2 separate regions of the Homo sapiens genome follow, and region 1 is linked to region 2. A link is a contact called in ENCODE Hi-C or POLR2A ChIA-PET data. All regions are on one chromosome and are shown on one strand. The core of a region is the stretch at or near the end of the contact, and the rest is flanking DNA. Distances in the headings are between cores, read along the strand shown.

Region 1 (4,351 bases), core at 726-3,225, 70 kb after region 2:
GAGAATCGCTTGAACCCGGGAAGAGGAGGTTGCAGTGAGCCGAGACCATGCCACAGCACTCCAGCCTGGGCAACAAAAGCGAAACTCAGGCTAAAAACAACAACAACAACGACCACGAGTACTTTTAAATCTACATTACAAAACATGTTTATGTTTCATATGATGCTTTAATAAGTTTTCCTAACCTTGTTTTGTTTATTGGGCCCCACCTCTGTGCAAAAGCATTGTACTATAAGCCAGGGGAAATATAAAAGAAAATGTTGCTCTTGCCGTTAGTGAACTTACTTCCTATAAACACAAGCAGGCACACCCTGCTTGTAAACTCTAGTTTGAAAGGTAACATTTTAAATAACTTGATATCTTTATATGCCCAGATTTACAAATGATTAAAATAAAAAAATAGGTAATTTTTCATGAAGTTACCTTACAGAGTACTTTATTTTCAATTATGATATTGAAGAATGAAGTTTAATGCTAACCAGCTTAAGCCCCAAATTTATTCATTGTTTCAGATTTTCCTTATTAAAATTGGAAATCAGTATTCAATAATCATAAGAATAGTCTGCCATCAATTTTTTTTGGCCATTTATAGTGATAAATATGAGGTATTATATCAATACATGTAAAGAGGTATATATAAAAAAGCAAAATGACAGAACAAAAAGCAGCACACAGAGTGCAACCCACACAGTGATCACAGCCTTCAAAACGTGTGACAGGCATTGAAAGAATCATGAAGGAACACAGACAGAGAGGTTTCTCCTTAAGTGTGAGGGTATGAAGCAGTGTGCTACCATCTTCCTCACAAGTTGGATGGAGAGATTGCAGGTGAGTATAATGTAGCCTTTGCCATGGCAAATTCCAGAGCTAAAAAAAAATCTACGTGGAAATTTCCAGTTTTCCACTCTTAACATCACTAACCATCCAAACTATGTACGTATGTATGTATGTATGTATGTATTTTTAATTTTTTGAGAAAGAGTCTTGCTCTGTTGTCCAGGCTTGAGTGCAGTGGCACAATCTTGGCTCACTGCAACCTCCAGCTGCTGGGTTCAAGCGATTCTCCTGCCTCAGCCTCCTGAATAGCTGGGATTACAGGCGCCAGCCACCACACCTGGCTAATTTTTGTATTTTTAGTAGAGGTATTGCCATGTTGGCCAGGCTGGTCTCGAACTCCTGACCTCAAGTGATCTGCCCACCTCGGCCTCCCAAAGTGCTGGGATTACTGGCATAAGCCACCACACCCAGCCTTTCGCTATTCTTATTAATGTAAAGACTGGCATGAGCCACCGTCCCCGGCCCCAAACTTTTTTAAAACAATAGCTGAAGAAACTTTTAAAAAGGCTAGTAAGAGATGAATTTCACTAGAAAAATCTGATTAAATGTAATGTAGATAATTTTGAATTTTAGACATAAAGAAAAAATTTTAATTTAAAAGTCCAGAAAATTTCATAATCATAACAACTCAAAATTTAAAATTCCATATATTGGCATATAAAATAACATGTATATTAAACTTTCAATTCTTTTTAAATGATATATTTTTTCAAGTTTCCCCACTTTTTCACTAGGGAAACTTGTGAATACAGTATAGCTGAACAAATGTATTTTTAAAAATGCAAAATCGTAAAGTCATATAAAGGTGTGTTTTCCAATTGAAATGTACACATTTGTATTGAATTCTGAGTTTGTATTTATTTGAAAGGAAATAATAAGCAGACAACTGCCTGTTTCTATCCTCTCAAATAAACAGCAGTGCCATTCTGCTGTTAGCCAGCCTAACACAGTGCAATTGTTATTTTTCTTTCGTCTTTTCTCTGTCATTTTCTGTTCATTTTTGGGAGAAGAATGCTAAGTTACTAATATAAGTAGCCTTATAAATGTAAACTCATAATTGTCAGGAAATGTTACATAAGCGAATGTCTTCTGCGTCTTTCAACTTTTTGGTGCCCTTATGCTGCCCCCTGCTGTCCAGTGTCCACACTTACTGAAAATTGTCCCAAACTTCCAACCTTTTCTACTTCTCTTTACTCCGCCATCAAAACTTACCTGGCAAGAGACCCAGACTGTTGGAGTTTCCCTCCACAATGCCAATGGGTTAACAGACAAATAAAAGAAAGAAGTAGTTCTCTCTTTATTTATCCCTTCATCATTTTCTGGCAATTGACGCAAGCATTTGAACTGGTGCTCTGTGGGCAATGCCTGATTTCTAGGTTCCCCAGCTTGGGATTCCAAACCCTCCCTGTGTTAGTCCAAGCTACTCTCATGGACCTGTCTCTCCCAGTGTCTAACCTCTGCACATCATAGCCTACTCTCTATCCGCACTGGCTTCTAGCTGTGTTTCCCACAGCCACGTGTGTTCTTCCATCTTTGCCTGTGCCCACACTGCTTTCTCTACCTGGAAGGTCTTCTCTCAATCTTTATCTGCTGAAAGTTTACCCATCCTTCAAGGTTCCAGTCAAAACTACCTTTTCCTTTATGGCTCAGGGAAGTGTTTTTTTTGTTTGTTTTGTTTTGGTTTGGTTTTTTAATGTAGTAGAAATTCAATAAAGATTTATTTAATGAAAGAAAAGCAGATAATAAACCTTATACTCTATGTGACTCATTGACTTAACAGAGTACTTGGAGAAGATAATGACCTATTCCAGGCAGCATCTTTAATACTGCAAAATCCATACACCTGAATGCGGTAATCTTTTAAATTCGCGTCGCACTGTGTAAGGCCTATTTTGATCTCTGAAATCAGGTTTGTCTAAGAAATACAGAACTTAGAGTACATCTTGAGTACTTATGGCAAGTCTAGCGCTATTCAAGGCACTTTAGATGCACAAACTCATTGTGTTCTCTCAACAGCCATGTGAGATTAAGTAATATTACTTTGTTTGATAGAAGAAGAAACTGAGGGTCTGGACAATTGGTAGTAAAGGGCAAAGTTAGGAACTCTGAACAGATCAGACAAAGCCGTGTACTTCAAGTGTTCTCCTAATGTCTGCAATAGAAATGTGGATGGAGAGGCTTCTGGTCAGCTATTCTGGAAGCTAAAAAACCTTGTCAATAGAATAACATTGGAAATTGTGACCACATAGCCAGACAAAGCCATGAGAGAAATTCAGTCAGTCAAGGATCAGAAATATCTGGAAGAGTTGATTGTTCTACGAGACAATGTGAAAGAATATGACATTCTGCCAAATTCAAAGGTATTTAGATTTAGATATAAAAGACAGCTACATATTCTAAAAGGTTAGGAAGTGCAAAATCCAGGTATTTTTCAATTGATGTAGCCATAGATTCTAACATGACTTGAAAATAAGAAATGATACGACTCAATATCTAAGACAAGTAGGCCTTCAGAATACCTTTTTTTAAAATAAAAAATACAGTAAATATAAATAAGGCTCAGTACACCCCATCAGTGTCTCAAACAAGGATCTAGTTGTGTTCCAACCAAAACCACTGTTCGTCAAAAAATTTGAACAAGCTAAGAAGGCAGACCAAAAAATTTACTTGGGAAGACAACACCCCAAATTGTTTGGGTAGGTCATAACGGTTCTTTTAACAGGTAAGCATATTTTAACTCCAGAAAGATTTAGAATGTGCTGTCGAAAGTACTGCATTTTTTTGTAGTGTAAGTAATTGCACTATTTAAGAACACTTGACCTAATGGAGTAAGAGGTCAGCCTATTAGACTTTTAAGCAGAATTCTTACTAAGTTTATGTGTATTATTGAAACATTAGAGCAAACTTAAGAGTTACCATGTTTAGAAGTTAAATTATTAGATCTGTAAGATTTTAGCTTCTTGAAAATGTTACAAAGTACTAAAGAAGGCAATTATATGTACTAAATTTATAAATTCAGTGTAAAAAGTTGGGAGGTGTTTAATTAAGTCATGCTACAGATAAGACCAGATATTATTTAAAGGATCATGATTTCTAAAATTTGCAAGATTTATGAATATGATAAGATTTGTATACTAAATTTTAAAGCATAATGGAGAACTACTACTTTGAATATATAAGCTAAAAACTTTTTATATATATTTTAAAAACTGGAATTAACTTCTGAATAGCCTTTCAATATATAAGACCCACTCTGAAGGGCATCAAATAACTCATAACTGAAGAGGAGTTACAGGGCTGGTTTTCTTCCAGCAAAAGTTTGTGTTCATTAGGCAGTCAATTTTTTGCTTCACTCCACAGAACTGGTTTCACTGTCATTAATCTTTATGTAGGTCTGGGCCTCCCTCACCTCCTAGGAGATGGATAGTAGGTTTTGAAAGATGGAGATGAGAAGTAGCCTGGCTAGTCTACAAAAACCTCCCCCAAATTTTTGGTTTAGTGGGTTGCTTCAATA
Region 2 (4,920 bases), core at 1,404-3,903:
ATTTTGTCATTATTACGTAAACAGCTTTTAGAGATCCTCAAGTTGATTAAAACTGTTAGATTAAAAACACTTGATATATTTTGTTCCTAACCAAAATAATGCAGGTCTATGTTGTCTAATATGGTAACCACTAGCCATGTGCGGCTAACTGAATTTATATTAATTAAATAAAATTTAAAATTCAGTTCCTCAGTCACAATCGCCACATTTCAAGTACTACAATAGCTATATGTGGCTAGTGTTGTATTAGCACAGATTACAGAACATTTCCATCATCATAGAAAGTTCTATTAAAGAGCACTGATGAAAATAATCCAGAAAGCCAAATTGATAGGGACCAACTAGCAATGTTCTCAATGTTCTTTTTTTTTTTTTTCCTGAGACAGAGTCTCTCTCTGTCACCCAGGCTGGAGTGCAGTGGGGCGATCTCGGCTTACTGCAACCTCTGCCGCCCGGGTTCAAGCGATTCTCCTGCCTCAGCCTTCCAACGAGCTGGGATTACAGGCACCTGCCACCACGCCTGGCTAATTTTCGTAGTTTTTTTTTTTGTAGTAGAGATGGGGTTTCACCATCTTGGCCAGGCTGGCTGGTCTTGAACTCCTGAACTCATGATCCACCCGCCCCGGCCTCCCGAAGTTCTGGGATTACAGTCGTGAGCCACCGCGCCCGGCCAATGTTCTGCTTCTTAAGGTTATATTTCATTTTTAGGATCTCATTTATACACTACAGTTTGGCATCCTCTTCTTTAGATCGTATCACATGTCAAACCACAATCACAAAGCCTAATTATTCATTAAAACAAAATGAGCTTGCCAAGGATCACCTTGCTTCGCATCAAAATACACTTGCCATAGCTTCTGGTAGATATTATATTATCAATGGCAAGTCACACCCAACATATCAGGGGCTGCATCAAGACTGAAAAGGATGATTTCTATCATATGAATCAAGGAGCTCAGGGTCTTTCCCTCTGACATTAACAAGGACCTGAGTGTCTGAGCCCTTTTGCCTCTGCAAGAGGCTTTTCTTTTATTCAGTGCAAACTCATATAAAATCTTAAACAGGGGCCAGGCGTAGTGGCTCACGCCTGTAATCCAGCACTTTGGGAGGCCAAGGCAGGTGGATCATGAGGTCAGGAGTTCCAGACCAGCCTGGCCAACACGGTGAAACCCTATCTCTACTAAAACTACAAAATTTAGCTGGGCGTGGTGGCGGGTGCCTGTAATCCCAGCTACTCGGGAGGTTGAGGCAGGAGAATTGCTTGAACCCGGGAGGCGGAGGTTGCAGTGAGCTGAGATCGCGCCACTGCAATCTAGCCTGGGCGACAGAGCAAGACTCCATCTCAAAAAAAAAAAAAATTATTAAATAGGAAGAGTACCCAATCTTGTTCATATATAGAATACCAAAACCCTAGAGAAAAGCTAACATGTAAAAACCCACTTTGGAATTTCATTTGACCAAAAAACCCACACCCAACAACCTTATTATGTAATTTAGCTGTAGCTGAATCTGCAGCTTCCAATAAACACCTCAACCCAAGCTAATAAAAATGTAAAATATTCATCATGTTCCTAGAATTAAGAGTATCTTCAGATTTTCTGGGTCATGTTATTGGATGTGTTCAAAGTAAAAAAAAGGGTCTAAAGAAAAACAGGCAAATAGGTCATCTTTTCTAATTAAGTTCTATCAATTAAATTGAGACCTAGCAGGTTAATAATTCTTTTTTTTTTTTTTTTTAGATGGAGTTTCGCTCTTGTTGCCCAGGCTGGAGTGCAATGCTGTGATCTTAGCTCACTGCAACCTCCGCCTCTCGGGTTCAAGCGATATTCCTGCCTCACTCAGCCTCCTGAGTAGCTGGGATTACACATGTCTGCCACCACGCCCGGCAAATTTTTGTATTTTTTAGTAGAGATGGGGTTTCACCATGTTGACCAGGTTGGTCTCCAACTCCAGACCTCAGGTGATCTGCCCGCCTTGGCCTCCCAAAGTGCTGGGATTACAAGCATGAGTCATCGCAACTGGCCTATAATTCTTAAATAATAACGAGAACTACACTGTGTAAGCTGGCTCCTTTAAAAATATTCTGATAGGAATAAACCCAGAGATGCATACAGGTAAACAGAATACAGTATTAGTGTGATACACAGATGTAGGAAAAAGTATACCATAACTGCCATGTAGACATAAAGTAAGCCTAAGTAAAATACAACAGGACTTATACATTGAATAGATTATTATTATTATTATTATTTTGAGACAGAGTCTCGCTCTGTCGCCCAGGCTGGAGTGCAGTGGCGTGATCTCGGCTCACTGCAAGCTCCGCCTCCCGGATTAACACCATTCTCCTGCCTCGGCCTCCCGAGTAGCTGGGACTACAGGCGCCCGCCACCACACCCAGCTAATTTTTTGTATTTTTAGTGGAGATGGGGTTTCACCGTGTTAGCCAGGATGGTCTCGATCTCCTGACCTCGTGATCTGCCCACCTCGGCCTCCCAAAGGGCTGGGATTACAGGCGTGAGCCACCGCGCCTGGCCAGTTAGATTATTTTTAAAGGAAATCCAGTCTGGTACAAACCGTGGTATTTAAAGTCTAGTAATAGATATTTACTATGGGGTGGGAAGTATTTGACATCTTTGCCTTAGATCTAAGACAAAGATATTAAAGTTTAGTAATAGAGATGGAATGTAAGTGTCTACGTAACAAGTGCCATTTATGACTCAAACTAAGTGTGCATTCGGTGAGTATGTCCATAACTTCAAACAGCGTTTTAAAAATACAGGAAACAAATAGTGAAAGGATATCTGGATCCATGAAACAGCACACAATGTGGATTAGGAACAGAATATACACCCTGATTGAAAGGAAGGAAGGTAGGAACACTACCCAAGGTTGAAGAAAAATTGTCACACCAGTTTTAACACGAGCACTAACTGCATGATTAATAATATCTACTTGCAAAGCTCTTGATATCAATTCTGAGCAGCAGAAAAGACTGTTGTGAAGATGTTATTTACTATGGGGTGATAGGTATTTGACATCCTTGCCTCAGCTCTAAGATAAAGATATCGCTGACTAGCCAGATCATGGAAATCTTCAGTTTCCTTTGCTTAAAAGCTAGAGCTTGGGGTCACTTCCAGAATGTACTTAGGGAGCGAAAATGGTGAATATTAGATTTGAAATCTCAGATATAAGATCTTTCGTACATAAAGTTCTCTGGTTGCTGTTATAGATTTTATCTGTCAGAAAGCAGTACCAGCAGAATATGCTGCAGGGGATGTTGAGGCAGGCAGTGGGAAGGAGAAAATAATCTTTCAGAATCAGAGCACAAAGACAGGATATCTGTTCTGAGAGGTATTGAAAATGTAGGTTCTACTTTAGGAAAAAAGTATCCGTTAAAAAAACTTTACTTAGAAGTCAAAACTTATATAAGTTGTTGAAATAAAAACAGTACAAGGAACACCTGCATACTCTTTACCCAGATTCAGCTATTGTTAAATTTTTATTTTGTTTTATCATACGCACATGTGCTCGTGCTTGTGTGCACTTTCATTATGCAGGCTCACTCTTTATTTTTTCATTTTCGAAGCCATAGGAGGGTACATTATATTCATAATGGCTTTTTTGTTTTGTTTTGTTTTTTTGAGATGGAATCTCACGCTGTCACCCAGACTGGAGTGCAGTGGCGTGATCTCAGTTCACTGCAACCTCTGCCTCCTGAGTTCAAGCAATTCTCCTGCCTCAGCCTCCTGAGTAGCTGGGATTACAGGCGCTTGCCACCATGCCAGGCTAATTTTTGTATTTTTAGTAGAGATGGGATTTTACCATGTTGGCCGGGCTGGTCTTGAACTCCTGACTTCAGGTGGCCCGCCCACCTTGGCCTCCCAAAGTGCTGGGATTACAGGCGTGAGTCCCCGTGCCTGGCCACCATTGTCTTTAAGACATTGATGTTTTTTGGGTATGTCCCCCTCCCCAAGCCTCCATCATCATCATCATCATCATCATTATTATTATTATTAGCACATTCCTCACTCTGTGTTTTTCTGATTTTTTTCTCCATTGTGATTAGATTACACATTCTTGGCTAGGTTATTGCAAAGTAAACTTTTTAAGTCCTTCTCAGAATATCCACATCTAGAGGCACACAATATTCATCTGTTCCTCATAAGTAATGACAATTTTGATCACCAGTCAAGATGTTGCCCAATTTTTTCTTCTTCTTTGTAATTAATGAGTAGTTTGTGGAGAGAGCTTAAAGCCATGCAAATCTCCTCATCAAAATTTCCTCTCTTATTGAGCACACACTGATGATTCTAGTATGATCCAACCCTGATTTATGATAATTGCAAAAATGAGTTTTTTTTTTTATTTTGAGACGGAAGCTCGCTCTGTTGCCCAAGATGGAGTGCAGTGGTGCGATCTCAGCTCACTGCAAGCTCTTCCTCCCAGGTTCATGCCATCTCCTGCCTCACCTCCTGAGTAGCTGGGACTACAGGCACCTGCCACCACGCCCGGCTAATTTTTTGTATTTTTAGTAGAGACAGAGTTTCACTGTGTTAGCTAGGATGGTCTCGAGCTCCTGACCTTGTGAATTTGCCTGCCTCAGCCTCCCAAAGTGCTGGGATTACAGGCATGAGCCACCGTGCCGGGCCACAAAAATGATTTTCTAACTCTAGCATTTTTTTTAAATTTTTTTTTATTATACTTTAAGTTCTAGGGTACATGTGCACAACATGCAGGTTTGTTACATATGTATACATGTGCCATGTTGGTGTGCTGCACCCATTAACTCGTCATTTACATTAGGCATATCTCCTAATGCTTTCCCTCCCGCCCCCGCTCCTGCATTTTTTCTATAGTGTATCAATTCAACTCTTTTTTTTTTTTTTCCTGAGACAGAGTCTTGCTCTGTCACCCAGGCTA

What was found. Hi-C counts contacts between places; a loop is a spot of excess contacts on that map. ChIA-PET counts read pairs that join two places held with the same protein, here RNA polymerase II (POLR2A). Pooled maps may share reads with other maps.
Region 1: a pooled map shows a loop between it and region 2 (2.1-fold over the local background). The contact joins two enhancer-like sites. A Hi-C loop is called at or near these places in 1 of 168 maps with a recorded cell type or tissue (endothelial cell of hepatic sinusoid) and 2 of 50 pooled maps. POLR2A ChIA-PET finds 5 or more read pairs at or near these places in 10 of 52 experiments (A549, CD8-positive, alpha-beta memory T cell, OCI-LY7 and 6 more).

The regions. Positions count from the first base shown.
Region 1 is chr10:32,366,041-32,370,391 of GRCh38, forward strand. All of the region lies in intron 1 of EPC1-AS1 (EPC1 antisense RNA 1), which reads left to right. It also overlaps a transcript of EPC1 not described here. Among named protein-coding and RNA genes, the nearest start is that of EPC1-AS1, 21 kb to the left of the region's middle. Within about 2 kb of position 1,976, at least 6 of the 41 ENCODE cell types and tissues checked have a DNase peak (open chromatin) inside an H3K27ac peak, as active enhancers do.
Region 2 is chr10:32,295,563-32,300,482 of GRCh38, forward strand. All of the region lies in intron 2 of EPC1 (enhancer of polycomb 1), which reads right to left. Among named protein-coding and RNA genes, the nearest start is that of EPC1, 49 kb to the right of the region's middle. Within about 2 kb of position 2,654, at least 3 of the 41 ENCODE cell types and tissues checked have a DNase peak (open chromatin) inside an H3K27ac peak, as active enhancers do.